Linked DNA regions of Homo sapiens: region 2 is linked to region 1. The links are chromatin loops, found by intact Hi-C in ENCODE. Cell type or tissue: Caco-2. All regions are shown on one strand.

What was found. Peaks named below come from ENCODE experiments on the same cell type or tissue, not always from the same donor. Only the 100,000 strongest peaks of a DNase experiment are listed, where the experiment ranks them.
Region 2: it touches region 1 in a loop (16-fold over the local background); 2 of 110 quality-filtered maps call a loop at or near these places.

The regions. Positions count from the first base shown.
Region 1 is chr6:82,002,251-82,010,250 of GRCh38, reverse strand. The region is part of intron 3 of LINC02542 (long intergenic non-protein coding RNA 2542); the gene reads left to right. Among named protein-coding and RNA genes, the nearest start is that of LINC02542, 96 kb to the left of the region's middle. In Caco-2, a CTCF peak has its summit at 3,910 (motif pointing right); a DNase peak (open chromatin) is centred at 3,950.
Region 2 is chr6:81,586,675-81,594,674 of GRCh38, reverse strand. No RefSeq gene overlaps it. Among named protein-coding and RNA genes, the nearest start is that of TENT5A, 160 kb to the left of the region's middle. RefSeq lists a silencer at 4,968-5,156. In Caco-2, no CTCF peak of the experiment used is centred here; a DNase peak (open chromatin) is centred at 4,514.

The DNA of each region.
Region 1 (8,000 bases):
TAAAGAAAATGTGGCACATATATACCATGGAATACTATGCAGCCATAAAAAAGAATGAGTTCATGTCCTTTGCAGGAACATGGATGAAGCTGGAAGCCATCATTCTCAGCAAACTAACACAGGAATAGAAAACCAAATACCACATGTTCTCACTCATAAGTGGGAGTTGAACAATGAGAACACATGGACCCAGGGAGAGGAGCATTACACACTTGGTCCTGTCAGGGGGTGGTGGGTAAGGGGAGGGAGAGCATTAGGACAAACACCTAATGCATGCGGGGCTTAAAACCTAGATGACGGGTTGATAGGTACAGCAAACCATCATGGCACATGTATACCTATGCAACAAACCTGCACATTCTGCACATGTATCCCAGAACTTGAAGTAAAATTTAAAAAAATTAGTTGCAAATGGATGGGTTTACTTCTGGGCTTTCTATTCTGTTTCACTAGTTTATGTTTTTGTTTATGCAACCACTATACTGTTTTGATTATCATAGCTTTGTAACTTTTTTTTTCAACTTTTACTTTAGATTCATTGGGTACATGTGCAGATTTTTCTTTACCTGGGTATATTGCACGATGCTGAGTTTTGGGGCATGAATAATATCCAACCCAGTTACAAAGCATGGTACCCAATACTCATTTTGCAACCTTTGCCCCACTCTCTTTCTCCTCCCTCTAGAAGTCCCCAGTTTCTATTGTTGGAATCTGTGTTCATGAGTACTTGATGTTTAGCTACCACTTATAAGTGAGAACATGTGGTATTTGGTTTTCTGTTCCTGTGTTAATTTGCTTAAGATAATGGCCTTCAGCTATATCCATGTTGCTGCAAAGGATATGATTTCATTCTTTTTTGTGGTTACATAGTATTCCATGGTGTATATGTACCACAATCTCTTTACCCAGTACACCTTTAATGGGAACCTTTGTTAATTCTATGTCTTTACTATTTTGAATAGTGCTGCAATGAACATGTAAGTGCATGTGTCTTTTGGTAGAATGATTTATTTTCTTTTGGGTATATACCCAGTAATGGGATTGCTAGGTCAAGTGGTAGTTCTGTTCTAAGTTCTTTGAGAAATCACCAAACTGCTTTTCATAGTGGCTGAACTAATTTACATTCTCACCAACAGTGTAAAAGTGTTCTCTTTCTCCACAGTCTGGCCACTACCTGTTGTTTTCGACTTTTTAATAATAGTCATTCTGACTGGTGTGAGATGGTATCTCATTGTGGGTTTGATTTGCATTTCTCTGATGATTTGTGATGCCAAGCATTTTTAAATATGTTTTTTGGCCACTTGTATCTCTTCTTTGAGGAAGTGCCTCTTCATGTCTTTTGCCCATTTTTAAATGGGATTGTTTTTCGTTTATGCAATTGTCTAAGTTCCTCATAGATTCTGGATATTAGACCTTTGTCTGATGTGTAGTTTGCAAGTATTTTCTCCCATTCTATCTAGCTTGTCTATTTACTCTGTTGATAGTTTCTTTTACTGTGCATAAGCTCTTTAGTTTAATTAGGTCCCACTTATACGTTTTTTTTGAGGACTTGGTCACAAATTCTTTTCCTAGACCAATGTCCAGAATGGTGTTTCCTCTGTTTTTTTCTAGGATTCTTATACTTTGAGCTCTTACATTTAAATATTTAACCCATCTTGAGTTAATTTTTGTATGTGGTGAAAGGTAGGGGTCCAGTTTCATTCTTCTGCATATGACTAGTCGGTTATCCCAGCACCATTTTTTTGAATAGAGAGTCCTTTCCTCATTGCTTATTTTTGTCAGCTTTGTCAAAGGTAAGATAGCTGTAGGTATGCAGCATTATTTCTGGATTCTCTATCTGTTCCATTGGTCTATGTGTCTGTTTTTGTACTAGTACCATGCTGCTTGGTTACCGTAGCTTTATAGTATAGTTTGAAATTGGTTAGTATGATGCCTCTGGCTTTGTTCTTTTTGTTTAGAATTGCTTTGGCTGTTTTGGGCTCTTTTTTGGTTCCATATAAATTTTAGAATTTTTTTCTAGTTCTGTGAAAAATGATGTTGGTAGTTTGATAGGAATAGCATTGAATCAGTAGATTGGTTTGGGTAGTATGGCTATTTTAACAATATTGATTCTTCCAAACTATGAGTATGGAAAGATTTTCATTTGTTTCTGTCATCTATGATTTCTTTTAGCAGTGTTTTGTAGTTCTTCTTTTAGAGATCTTTCATCTTCTTGTTAGATGTATTCCTAAATTATTATTTTTTTTTGCATGGCCATTGTAAATGAGATTGCATTCTTGATTTGGCTTTCAGCTTAAATGTATTGGTGCATAGAAATGCTAGTGATTTTTGTACATTGATTTTGTATTCTGAAACTTTACCAAAGTGATTTTTCAGTTCTAGGAGCCTTTTTGCGGCGGCGCTTTTAGGGGGTTTCTAGGTGTAGAATCATATTTGCAAAGACAGATAGTTTGACTTCTTCTTTTCCTATTTGGATGTCTTTTATTTATTTCTCTTGCCTGATTGCTCTGGCTAGCACTTCTAGTACAATGTTAGCAGTGATAAGAGTAGGCATTCTTTTCTTGCTCCAGTTCTCAAGGGAAGTGCTTCCAGTTCTTACCCATTCAGTGTGATTTTGGCTCTGTGTTTGTCAGAGAGGGTTCTTATTATTTTGAGGTATATTCCTTCTTGAGGAACATCATTTCTTGAGGTTTTTCATTTTTTTTTAATCATGAAGGGATGTTGGATTTTCTTGAAAGCTCTTTCCACACCTATTGAGATGATCATATGTTTTGTCTAGTGGTAATGAATTCCCTTAGTGCTTGCTTGTCTGAAAAAGTTTCATTTCTCCTTTGCTTATGAAGCTTAGTTTGGTGGGACATGAAATTCTTGGCTGAAATTTCTTGTCTTTAAGAATGCTGCAAACAGGCCCCCCATCTTTCCTTGCTTGTAAGATTTCTGCTGTTAGCCTGATGGGCTTCCCTTTGTATGTCATCTGACCTTTTTCTCTAGCAACCTTTAAGAGTTTTTGTTTAGTGTTGACCTTGGACAGTTTGGTGACTATATGCCTTGGTGATGTTTATTTTGAATAGTATCTCACAAGTGTTCTTTGGATTTCTTGTATCTAGATGTCTACCTGTCTAGCAAGATTAGGGATTTTTTTGAATTATTCCCTTAAATATGTTTTTCAGGTTTTTATCCTTCTCTTTTCATTCTTTCTCAGGAATGCCAATAATTTGTAGGTTTAGTCAATTTACATAATTCCATATTTTTTTGAAGACTTTGTTCATTAAAAAAATTCTTTTTTCTTGATTTTTGTCTGGGTTAGCTAAAGAGACTAGTCTTCAAGCTCTGAAATTCTTTCTTCTGCTTGATCCAGGCTATTGATAAAGCTTTCAATTGTACGTTGAAATTCCTTAAGTGAGTTTTTAAATTCCAGAAGCTCTGATTGATTTCGTTCCATGATGTTTATCTTTTCCTTCATTTCTTAGATTGCTTTAGAAGTTTCTTTGTGTTGATTTTCAATCTTACCTTGGAGCTTGTTGAGCTTCCTTGCAATCCATGCTTTAAATGCTTTATCTGTCATTTCCGAGTTTCCATTTTGTTGGTGACCATTGCTGGAGAGCTAGTGTGATTTTTTTGGTGGTGTTACTACATTCAGATTTTTCATGGTGCCAGAATTTTTGCACTGATTCCTTCTCATCTGGAGACACCGGCACTTCTAATTTTTGTAATTATTTTTGTGCAGGAGGGATTTTTTCTTTTTCTTTCTTTCCCTGTAATATATATGTTTTTCCTTTCTGTTTCCTTCTTCCCCTCTACCTCACCAGGGGATGCAACTGTAGAGAATGCTGAATAGGGTCTTTTGGCTTTACTTCTATAGTCTTATGCACTGTTTTTGGCAGATTTTATATTGGGCTGTGCAGTTTGACCAACGAGCCAGCAGATGGCACTTATAGGTAAGAGCTGGCTGTGGCCAACATGGCTGGGTATATACTTGATCCTTGTTTACTGGCAGAAGCTCTTTGTTACCTGAGGCAATGGGCTGGTTCATGGAATGCACAGTGGTGTGAGTTCTCTGCTCAGCCCGGAGGCAGTGGGGGCAACAATTGGTGGGACTGAATTGGGCAGGTCCCCTGATGGCAGGCACAAGCACCTGTGCTGTGTGAGAATCCAGTGGGTAACACCAGGCACGCAGAAATATACCTTGGCACAGAGCTGGGAAGCCTACTCAGCCCCAAGTTCTCTGCATGGGGATGTGTCTCGTGTGTGTGTGTGTGTGTGTGTGTGTGTGTGTGTGTGTATGGTGGGGGAGGGGTCTAAACTCCTAATCCAAGATAATGGGTACTTCAGATGCCTGGAGATCTGCCTGGCATGGATCAAGGAGGGTTCCCCTGCACCAAGATCTCTGCATAGGAGGTCTGGCACTCTGCATAGGGTAGCTCTGGCAGCTGATCCAGGCAAGCAGGTGCTTGGAATGCCTGGAGATCTGCCTGGGAACGGAGCAGAAAAAGCTTCGCTGCACCATGATCTATGTCCAGGAAGGATAGGGTGAATCAAGCTGCTGAACCAGACAAGTGGGTGCTCCAGATGCCTGGAGATATGCTTGGGTGTGGAGTGGAGAGGGCTGTGCCACACCATGATCTTAGGGAAACAGCCTAAGGCCCCAACAATGGCACATGCAGACCAGTTCTAGGTGGCCAAGATGGCTCTGGCTTAAGTCTCACTCTTCAGCAGAAGCTACAGCTATAGCAGTTCTCCTGTTCCAGTCTTGCAATGGAATGGAGGAGAGCAGGTGCTCCAATCTGAGTCTAAAATGCCTGTGTGAGCATGCCAGCAAATGTCCAAAGAATGGCTGACTTTGTATTCACCTGAATTAAAAATGGTGTCCAGTTCTAGGTCCAGGTGTGGGAAAATTTCTGTACCTTTTCCCGGTGTCTTTCCCAGTGTCTCGAGTAGCTGGCCTTTTCCCGAGTTAGCGCCAGGGTTTGGGAGAAACAAAGCGCACTCTCTAGGTTTGGGTTGCTCAAGGTTTGGGTTACACAGATCCCCAGTGTAAAGAAGAGTCACAGAGGATGTCTCTGCTTCTTTCGCAGACTGGGCTTCACTCATGTTTATCAGTCAGACACCATCATGGGGGCTGTTTGCCAGCATTCTCCTTCCTGGGATCTGGAGTGTCCTTAACGATTCTGGAAGATTCCTGTTTTCCTTCTTCTGTAAAATAATTTGAAATGAGGAAGTGTAATACTTTCAGTTTTGTTCTTTCTCAAGGTGGCTTTGGGTATTCAGGGTTCTTTGTGAGTCCATACAAATTTTAGAATTATTTTTTCTATTTCTGTGAAAGTGCCACTGGAGGCCGGGCGCGGTGGCTCACGCCTGTAATCCCAGCACTTTGGGAGGCCGAGGTGGGCGGATCACGAGGTCAGGAGATGGAGACCATCCTGGCAAACATGGTGAAACCCCGTCTCTACTAAAAATACAAAAAAATTAGCCGAGCGTGGTGGTGGGCGCCTGTAGTCCCAGCTACTCCGGAGGCTGAGGCAGAAGAATGGTGTGAACCCAGGAGGCGGAGCTCGCTGTGAGCCGAGATCGCCCCACCGCACTCCAGCCTGGGCGACAGAGCGAGACTCTGTTTCAAAAAAAAAAAAGAAGAAACAAAAAAAAAAGAAAGTGCCTCTGGCATTGAATCTGTAGTTTTCCATGGGTAGTATAAACATTTTAACAATATTGACTCTTCCAGTTTATGAACATGGGATATCATTCGGTTTATTTGTGTCTATTTTAATTGCTTGCATCAATTTTTTTTTTTTTTTTTTTTGAGACGCAGTTTCACTCTTGTTGCCCAGGCTGGAGTGCAATGGTGCGCACTCAGCTCACCGCAACCTCCGCCTCCTGGGTTCAAGTGATTCTCTCCTTCTTCAGCCTCTCGAGTAGCTGGGATTACAGGCATGCACCACCACACCCGGCTAATTTTGTATTTTTTAGTAGAGACGGTGTTTCTCCATGTTGGTCAGGCTGGTCTCGAACTCCTGATCTCAGGTGAACCCCCCCGCCTCGGCCTCCCAAAGTGCTGGGATTACAGGCATGAGCAACTGCGCCGGCCACATCAATGTTTTATAGTTTTCACTCTGTAGTGTCTAAAGAGTGTGAAAAAATATTTTGTGGTTTTCAGAGTATAGATTTCTCATCTCCTTGTTAAATTTATGCATAAATGTTGTGTTGTTTTAATGCTATTACAAATGGCATTGTTTTTGTAATTTCTTTTTCAGATAGTTTGTTATTGGTGTATAAAAACACAACTGATTTTCATATGTTGATTTTGTATCCTGCAACTTTACTGAATTCATTAATCATTTCTAACAGTTTGTGTGTGTGTGTGTGTGTGTAGACATTAGGATTTTCTATATGTAAGATTATGTCATGAGCAAACAGAGACAATTTAACTTCTTCCTTTCTGATTTGAATGGTTTTTATTGCTTTTACTTTCCTATTTGCTCTGGCTAGGACTTCCAGGATTATGTTGAATAGAAGTGTGAGTGTGCACATACACTTCTTTTTCCTGACCTTAGAGAAAAAGCTTTTAGTTTTCCACTAATAAGTACGATGTTAGCTGTGGGCTTGTCACATATGGTCTTTATTATAATGTTGAGGTGCATTCCTTCCTACCTAATTTCTTGAGAGGTTTTTTAAAATCATAAAATGGTGTTGAATTTTACAAAATGCTTTTTTTTCTGAATCTATTGACATAAACATATTATTTTTTCTTTCATTCTGTTAATGTCTTCATGTTTATTGTGTCTGTTGAACTATCTTTGCATCCCAGAGATAAATCCTACTTGATTATTTCATATGATTATTTTAATGTGCTGTCGGTTCAGTGTATTTATATCCAGTTTGTTGGAATATAATTTTTTAACAGTAGAATTTTATGGTTCTTTATGTGGTATAAATTAAAATGCTTTCCCTTTAATTTATATTTTTACTTGGGTTTCCTCTCTTTTTTTCTTACTCTAGCTAAAGGTTTGTCAATTCTGTTTATCTAAAAAAAAATTCTTATTTTTGTTGAAGTTTCCAATTGTTTGTCTAGTTTCTATTTCATTTATTTCACTCCTAACATTATTTCCTCTCTTCTGCTAATTTTGTGCTTCATTTGCTTCTTTAAAATCCAGTTCTTTTGGCCAGGCACGGTGGCTCACATCTGTAATCCCAGCACTTTGAGAGGCTGAGGCAGGTGGATCACAAGGTCTGGAGATCGAGACCATCCTAGCTAACATGGTGAAACCCTGTCTCTACTAAAAATACAAAAAATTCGCTGAGCGTGATGGTGGGTGCCTGAAGTCCCAGCTACTCCGGAGGCTGAGGCAAGATAATTGCTCAGACCCGGGAGGCAGAGCTTGCAGTGAGCCGAAATTGCACCACTGCACTCCAGCCTGGGCAACAGAGCAAGACTCTATCTCAAAAAAAAAAATAAAAAAATCTAGTTCATTTGAGGTATACAGTTAGGTTGTTTATTTGCGATTTTTATTTTTTCTTGATGTAGACCTTATAGCACCAAACTTTATTCTTTGAGCTTTTTTTCCTCAGCACCCTGTAAGTTTTGTACGTTATATTTCCAATTTTGTTTGTCTCAAGATATTTTTTGATTTCCCCTTTGATTTCTTCTTACACTCATTCGTTCTTTAGGAGTGTATTTGTTAATTTTGCATATTTATAAGATTTCCAATTTTCCTCTTATTGATTTTTAGTTTCATACTGTTATTGTTAGAAAATATACTTGATATAATTTCAGTCTACTGAAATTTGTTAAGATTTGTTTTGTGGCTTAACATGTGATCCATACTGGAGAATATTCCTTGTGCCTTTGAGAAGAATATGTATTGTAATGCTATTGGATAGAATGATCTGTTTATGTCTGTTAGGTCTATTTTTCTATAGTGTTGTTCAAGTTCACTGTTTCTGTACTGGTTTTCTAAATGGGTAATCTATCCATAGTTAAAAGTGAGGTATTGAATTTACCTACT
Region 2 (8,000 bases), 420 kb after region 1:
GATAGAGTTTCAACATACGAATTTTAGTGGGACAAACATTCAGCCTCACTGAAGGTCAAGGTTTAAATATTACTTAATCCTTGAGCTTCATTCCATTCATTCCCAGTTGCAGACAGGTAGGCTTTCTAAGAAAGGTAGGATTTCTAAGAAAGAGTTAAGAGGGTAGAGGTGATGGACTCGCTCTCTGTGATTGATGTTATGAGAAATAGGTGTTTTAGGGAAATAATTGAAGGCACTCCAACCTGTATCTGAGTGTAAGGGAAGGTTCCTTGGAGAAAGTGAAATAGAAATTGGGTCCTAAAATAGGAAAGGAATAATAATGGCCTAGAAATCTGTAATAATGATGAGTAAAAGTTATTTCATTTGTATGATATTAAAGAGGTAGAAGTAATAGGCCATGGTGATTGTTGGGATATGAGAGATTTTCGTCTTGGTCAGTTAAAGATATCAACTTGGAAAAAATATTCAAAAAGTAGATTTGAGAGTTAAATACTTGTTTACCTTGGCAATAGTGTACAGAAAATATTGTGAGACATCCAGGTAGATTTGTATTCTTTGCGGATGGCTAGGTTATAAGAACAGAGTTCTTACAAAGAATCCCAAACTTCTAGCCATTACCTAACTTTGAAGGAAAGTTTGATTCAGAAGATCGAGTTAGGCTTAAGACTTGCTAGACACAATACTAAGGCTATTCAGCTTCTCTTTGACTTTTATTTCCCTTGATGGCTCTGTTAAGTTAGATTTATTTATTTTTAATTTTTTGCTTTTATTATTAGTTTTAATTGACATATAATAATTGTACATATTTATGGGGTATAGGGTAATATTTCAATACATGCATAAAATGTGTAATAATTAAATCAGGATAATTAGCATATCTATAACTGAATATTTTTCATTTCTTTGTGCTGGGAACTTTCAGATTCTGTGCTTCTAGCTATTAGAAAATATACAATACATTGTTGTTAAAATTATAGTTACCCTCTAGTGCTGTAGAACGCTATAACTTTTCTCTCCTCTCCAGCTGTACTTTTATATTTATTAATCACCTTCTGGCTATTCTTCACTCACCTTACTTTTTCTGGCCTCTAGTAACCAGTATTATACTCTCTACTTCTATGAAACCAACTTTTTTAGCTTCCACATATGAGTGAGAACATGCAGTATTTATCTTTCTGTGACTGGCTTATTTCACTTAAAATAATGTCTCCAAGCTCATCCATGTTGTTACAAATGACAGAATTTGATTCTTTTTTATGTCTAACTAGTATTCCATTGTGTATATGTACCACAGCTTTTTTTTTTTTTTTGGTTGTTTTTTTTGAGACAAAGTCTCATTCTGCTGCCCAGGCTGGAGTGCAATAGTGTGATCTTGGCTTACTGCAACCTCTACCCCTTGGGTTCAAGTGATTTTCATGCCTCAGCCTCCTGAGTAGCTGAGATTACAGGTGTGCACCACACCTGGCTGATTTTTTTGTATTTTTAACAGAGATAGGGTTTCACCATGTTGGCCAGGCTGGTTCACAATTTTTAACTTACTCATCAGATAATAGACACATAGGTTTATTTCATATCTTGCTTATTGTGAATAGTGCTGTGATGAACATAGCAGTGCAGATATCTCTTTGGTATACTGATTTCATTTTGGAGGTTGGCAGTGAGGGGGGCGATATAAACACAGTAGTGAGATTGCTGGGTCATACTCACCATAGTACTGGAAGTCCTAGTCAGAGCAATTAGGCAACAGAAAAAATAAAGTGCATCCAAATACAAAAGGAGAAAGGCAAACTGTCCCAGGTTGCAGACAACATAATCTCATATATAGACGTAAAACTCCACCAAAAAATTTTACAACTGAAAAACAAATTCAGCAAAGTTGCAGGATACACAATCAACATACAAAAGTCAGTAGCATGTCTATACACCCACAACAAAATAGCAGAAAAAGATATCCAATAAATCCAAGAAAGAAATTCCATTTATAATAGCTACAAAAATAAAATACATAGAGGAAATAACCAAGAAGGTAAAAAAGATAAAATATTTCTATAAAGAAAATTATAAAATGCTGATGAAAAAATAAGAAAAGGACACCAAAACAAGACATCCCATATTAATGAAAAGGAAGATTAATATTGTGAAAATGACCATAATAACGAAAGCAATCTACAGATTCAATGCAATGACTATCAAACCAACAATTATATTCTTCACAGCAATAAACAAAAAAATCTTAAAATGTATATTTAACCACAAAAGACCCTCAATAACCAAAGTAATCCTGAGCAAAAAGAACGAAGTTGGAGGCAACCTACCACCTGACTTCAAAATATACTACAATGCTATGAAAACCAAAACAGCATGGTCTTGGCATAAAAGCAGACACATTTACCAATGGGACAGAATAGAGAACCTGGAAATCCACATATTTACAGCTACCTGATTTTCAACAAAGACACAAGAACATTCAGTGGGGAAAAAACAGTCTCTTTAAAAAATAATGTTGGGAAAACTGAATATTCATATGCAGAAGAATGAAACTAGACCCCTACCTCTCACTACATATAAAAATAAACTTGAAATTTATTACAGAATTAAATGTAAGATCCAGAACTATTAAATTACTAGAAGAAAACTTAGGGAAAACACTTTTGGACATTCTGGGTGAAGATTTTATGAAGAAGCCCTCAAAAGTACAGGCAACAAAAGCAAAAATAAACAAATGGGGTTATATCAAACTAAAAAGCTTCTGCACAGCAATGGGAGAAAATATTTGCAAACTATTCATCTGACAAGGAATTAATACCCAGAATACACAAGGAACTCAAATAACTCAACAGCAATAAAAAAGAAACAAAGAAAACCCACACAATTCTGATTTTAAAAAGGGCAAATTAGTAGAATATATCTCTATCAGAAGAAAACAAACAAATGACCAATAGGAAAATGAAAAAGTGCTCAACATCACAAATCATCAGGGAAATGCAAATTAAAACCACAATGAGATATAATCTCACCTAGGTTAGAATGAGCAAAAAGACAAAAACTAACAAATGCTGGGAGGATGTGGAGAAAGGGGAACTCTTATATAGTGTTGGTGGGAATGTAAATAGTACAGTCTTTATGGAAAACAGTATGGAAGTTCCTCAAAAAACTAAAATAGAACTCCCATTTATTTGTTAAGAAAGCCAAAGAATCAGTTATTACAGTAACTTATTAGAAAAATTTAATGTGCCTCTTTCGTTTGTTGAAAGCTATGTTTCCCAGACTTTGTCATTTGATTTTTCTCTCTATGGGTTTGCCATAACCAGTTGCCAACTATACAATTTTTCTCTAAAAATACTCTTCTACTCTTCCTAAGGAATAATGTCCATCAAATCACAGATTTGATGTGCGATTATATTTTTATAATGTCAAATAAAATAAATGCATAACTCATGTACCACTGCTATTTATGTATCACATCAAATCTCATCTACCAATACTATCTTTTGGGAAATGTTGGTTAAGGAAATTAAACCCATGAAAGGATTAGCTTCTAGGTCTCCTCAGGTATGGCTAGTTACATAGTTAATTTTCCACAAGAAAAGAAAAATTTTGCTGATGGCAAAAATGAATGTAGGTCAGAGACTACACATGTTGTTGTTTAGAGAGACCGAATGATAGAGAGCTAACATGGCAACTCTGTTCTCTTGGCTTTGCAGAGTTTCTTTAGGGGATGGCACTGCTTTCTTAAGGAAAGGATAAAAGTGGAGCATGCGACAAGAGCTTTTAGCCACCCCCAGAACACTGCCTTGGAGTCACACATCATCAAAGTATGTTAGCAGCAGCAAATCTGTACAGGTCTGCAGAAACCTCAATTCTTGCCTCCCCAGAAGAAATAACTTTACAGAGGGGCATAAGGCAGAGGGAAAGATGTATGTCAGTTTTAGAGCTGGAATGAACGTTTATTAAAGTTTTAGAGGAAGAACAAAAGTAAAGTACCCTTGGAAGAAGGCCAAGGGGGCAACTTGAGAGATTCAAGTGCCCAGTTAACCTTTGACTTGGGGTTTTAAACGTTGGCATGCTTTCTGTGGGTTGTGTCCCTTCTTCCCTGATTCTTCCCTGGGCTCAGGTCATCCACACGTGCAGCAGCCTACCTGCACTTGGGAGGGGCTGCAAGCACAGTGTGTTTACTGAAATTTTAGGCATGCTCACTTGAGACATTTTTCCCATACTAGTCAAGACGTGTTGAAATTCCAACATTTTGCCTCTTAGTGACTTGAGGTGTTTTTCCTTTACTAGTCACGTGTTCCTAGAGGAAGGTCACGTACCAGTTAAACTCTACCATTTTGCCTCTTAGTGTGCATGCTTGAGCCTACTCACCCAACTCCTGAAATCTTATCGGGAAGCTGCTGACCACCAGTTTCAGGTGTTTCTATTCATTGGGAGATGGCCGTTCCCTGTTGCCAGCTGCAGCCAATTATTATTTTAGAGACGCAGTTTAACAACCTCCTGACCATGACCTGATGGTTGCCTGACATTCCTGGTGTGCGTGGGGGCCCTCTGCTGCCCTGCTCATGTCAGACTACCTACCTACTGTAACAACAGTAGTTCTATTGTGGTACATTGCATTTATTCAACCATATTTCTTAGATTGCTAAGTTTACAAACAATAAAAGATTAAATGATAAGCTATTATTAAAGATAAATAAAATGAACTAGAGCAAATAGGATTGAAAGTTGAGCATATGAAAGAGCAAACATTCTGCAGTAGGAAAGAACAAGGGTTGTTATCTGAACTGAAATGTCTAAAGCTGTTCACAAATTCCTTTTGTGCCTGAAGTAATGAAGAGGATTTCTTCTTGGGAAAGATATATTCTAGGCTTAAATTAGGAGAATGAAACCCTTAACAAATTTCTGAAGTCAGAGAAGTTATATGTTAAACACATACAGGCCTTCAGGCAGACAGTCTGCAAAACAAGGAGAAAACAAAAGGGTGCTCATGGTTTTCCCCAGTGCCATTGCCCTGGAGGCCATCTGGTGGAGCATAACATGAGCATAGCTGGACTCCAGCACCAGCTTTGAGACTTTACACGGTTTACTTGCCACTATGGGACTGATACCCAGGCCTTACTACCCAGCAAAATTAAATCCCTTTTGGGACAAGATTAGAAGGTAAATTTAATAAACAAAAGTGCTTCTGCACATATTACCCTGAGGTTCTATGGAAAGTCTCAGTGGCAGTGTCTAACAGCATCTAAGTGTGAAGCACATAAACTTTGTTTTATTTTGTTTTAAATTAAGACTATTTTTTCAGAGCAGTTTTAGGTTTATAGAAAAACTGAGCACGAAGTACAGAGAATACTCATATACTCCATCTATCCCACCCACAGTTGCCCGTTTTTAACATTTTGCGTAGTTATGGCACATTTGTTACAATTGATAAACCACTACTGATATATTATTATTAACTAATAATAATTTACATTAGGGTTCACCCTTTGTGTTTTACAGTCCTATGGGTGTTTTTGTTTGTTTTGTTTTGTTTTTGACGGAATCTCATTCTGTCGCCCAGGCTGGATTGCAGTGGCGCAATTTCAGCTCACTGCAACTTCTGCCTACCAGGTTCAAGCGAGTCTCCTTCCTCAGCCTCCCGAGTGGCTGGGACTACAGGTGCGTGCCACCACACCCGGCTAACTTTTTGTGTTTTTTTAGTAGAGACGGAGTTTCACTGTGTTAGCCAGGATGGTCTCGATCTCCTGACCTCGTGATCTGCCCACCTCGGCGTCCCAAAGTGCTGGGATTATAGGAGTGAGCCCAGCCCAGTCCTATGGCTTTTGATTATTTCATATATCCACCATTGCAACACCATACAGAATAGTTTCACCATCCTAAAAATTCCCTGTATTCTACCTATTCATCCTGCTCCTTTCCCCTTAATCCCTGGCAACCACAGATCTTTACTGTCTCCATAGTTTTACCTTTTCTAAAATGTCATATAGCTGGAATCAGAAAGAATGTAACATTTTCAGATTGGCTTCTTTCACTTAGTAATATACATTTAAGTTTCTTTCATGCCTTTCTGTGGCTTGATAACTCACTTCTGTCTATTGCTGAGTAATATTTTATGTAAGGATGTAGCACAGTTTGTTTATCTATTTGCCTATTAAAGAACATCTTGTGTGATTCCAATTTTGGACAATTATAAATACAGCTGCTATAAACATCTGTGTGCAGATTTTTGTGTGTGTGTGGGTATAGGCGTTCAACTCATCTGCTTACCTAGGAGCATGATTGTTAGATCAAATGGTAAGACTACATTTGGCTTTGTAAAAAATGCCAAACTTTCTTGGCCAAAATGCCAAAAAGCTGAACAGTACCCAGTATCTCACCCCAGCTCCCTTTCCAAAAGCACATGCAGGTCTCATTTCTTTAGGACCCTAACCCAAACTAATGACAGATAACACAGATATGAATTCAGGTACTGTTCTTTGTACAATTAACTTCCACAGATTTTTTTTCCATTCAATCTTAAACACTTATCTGATGAGAGTTTATTTTCCCCAATTTGAAGATGAGGAAACTGAGTTTTAGCCAAAGTTTGTGCAGTTAATTAGTGGTATAGATAAACTAGACACACCTCAATCATTTAAAGTCTCATCTGGAATAAGGAGAAATACAAGTTAAATAAGCATACAAGTAAACCAGCTACTTCTCCCAATTCAACCTGGAAGTTGTAATGACAAACTTGGCTGACATGTGGCTCTTCCAGATAACATCACCATTTAAAAAGTTGATGGTTCTCATGTGGAGCGATAGGAACGCTTTTACACTGTTGGGAGTGTAAATTAGTTCAACCATTGTGGAAGACAGTGTGGTGATTTCTCAAGGATCTAGAACCAGAAATATCGTTTGACCCAGCAATCCCATTACTGGGTATATACCCAAAGGATTATAAATCATTCTACTATAAAGATACATGCACACATGTTTATTGCAGCACTATTCACAATAGCAAAGACTTGGAACCAACCCAAATGCCCATCAATGACAGACTGGATTAAGAAAATATGGCACATATACACCATAGAATACTATGCAACGATAAAGAAGGATGAGTTCATGTCCTTTGAAGGGACATGGATGAAGCTGGAAACCATCATTCTCAGCAAACTAACACAGGAACAGAAAACCAAACATTTTCTCACCCATAAGTGGGAGTTGAACAATGAAAACACATGGACACAGGGAGGGGAACATCACACACCAGGGCCCGTTGGGAGGTGGGGGCTAGGGAAGGGATAGCATTAGGAGAAATACCTAATGTAGATGACGGGTTGATGGGTGCCACAAACCACCATGGCACGTGTATACCTATGTAACAAACTTGCACGTTCTGCACATGTATCTCAGAACTTAAAGTATAATAAAAAAAACAACAGTAGATGGCATTTTATCATATGTTTTAAATGTGTAATAAAGAAAGCCTTTGAGTGGCCAAAAGAAATAGTAAAAAAAAATGATATTTCTCATGCCATCACCTGAAGGAATGAATAATTAACAATGGTATTTTAATCCCTAGAGGATACTTTTATTACCAAGTTGACCTAACATGCAACTAGTCAGACAACATGTCATTCAAAAATTCCTTTCACTATTCTTGAAGTAGAACAATGAAGTAGTGATGATCCTTTCTGAAACTAGAGAAAGCTGGTAAGGGGGTGATATGGTTTGGCTGTGACTCCACCCAAATCTCACTTGAATTATAATAATCCCCACATGTGAAGGGCAGGGCCAGGTGGAGATAATTGAATCATGAAGGCAGTTTCCCCCATACTGTTCTTGTGGTAGTGGATGAGTCTCACGAGATCTGATGGTTTTATAAATGGGAGTGTCCATGCACAAGCTCTTTGCCTGCCGCCATTAAGATGTGACTTTTCTTCATATTCTCCTTCTGCCACGATGGTGAGGCCTCCCAGCCATGTGGAACAGTAGGTCAATTAAACCTCTTTCCTTTA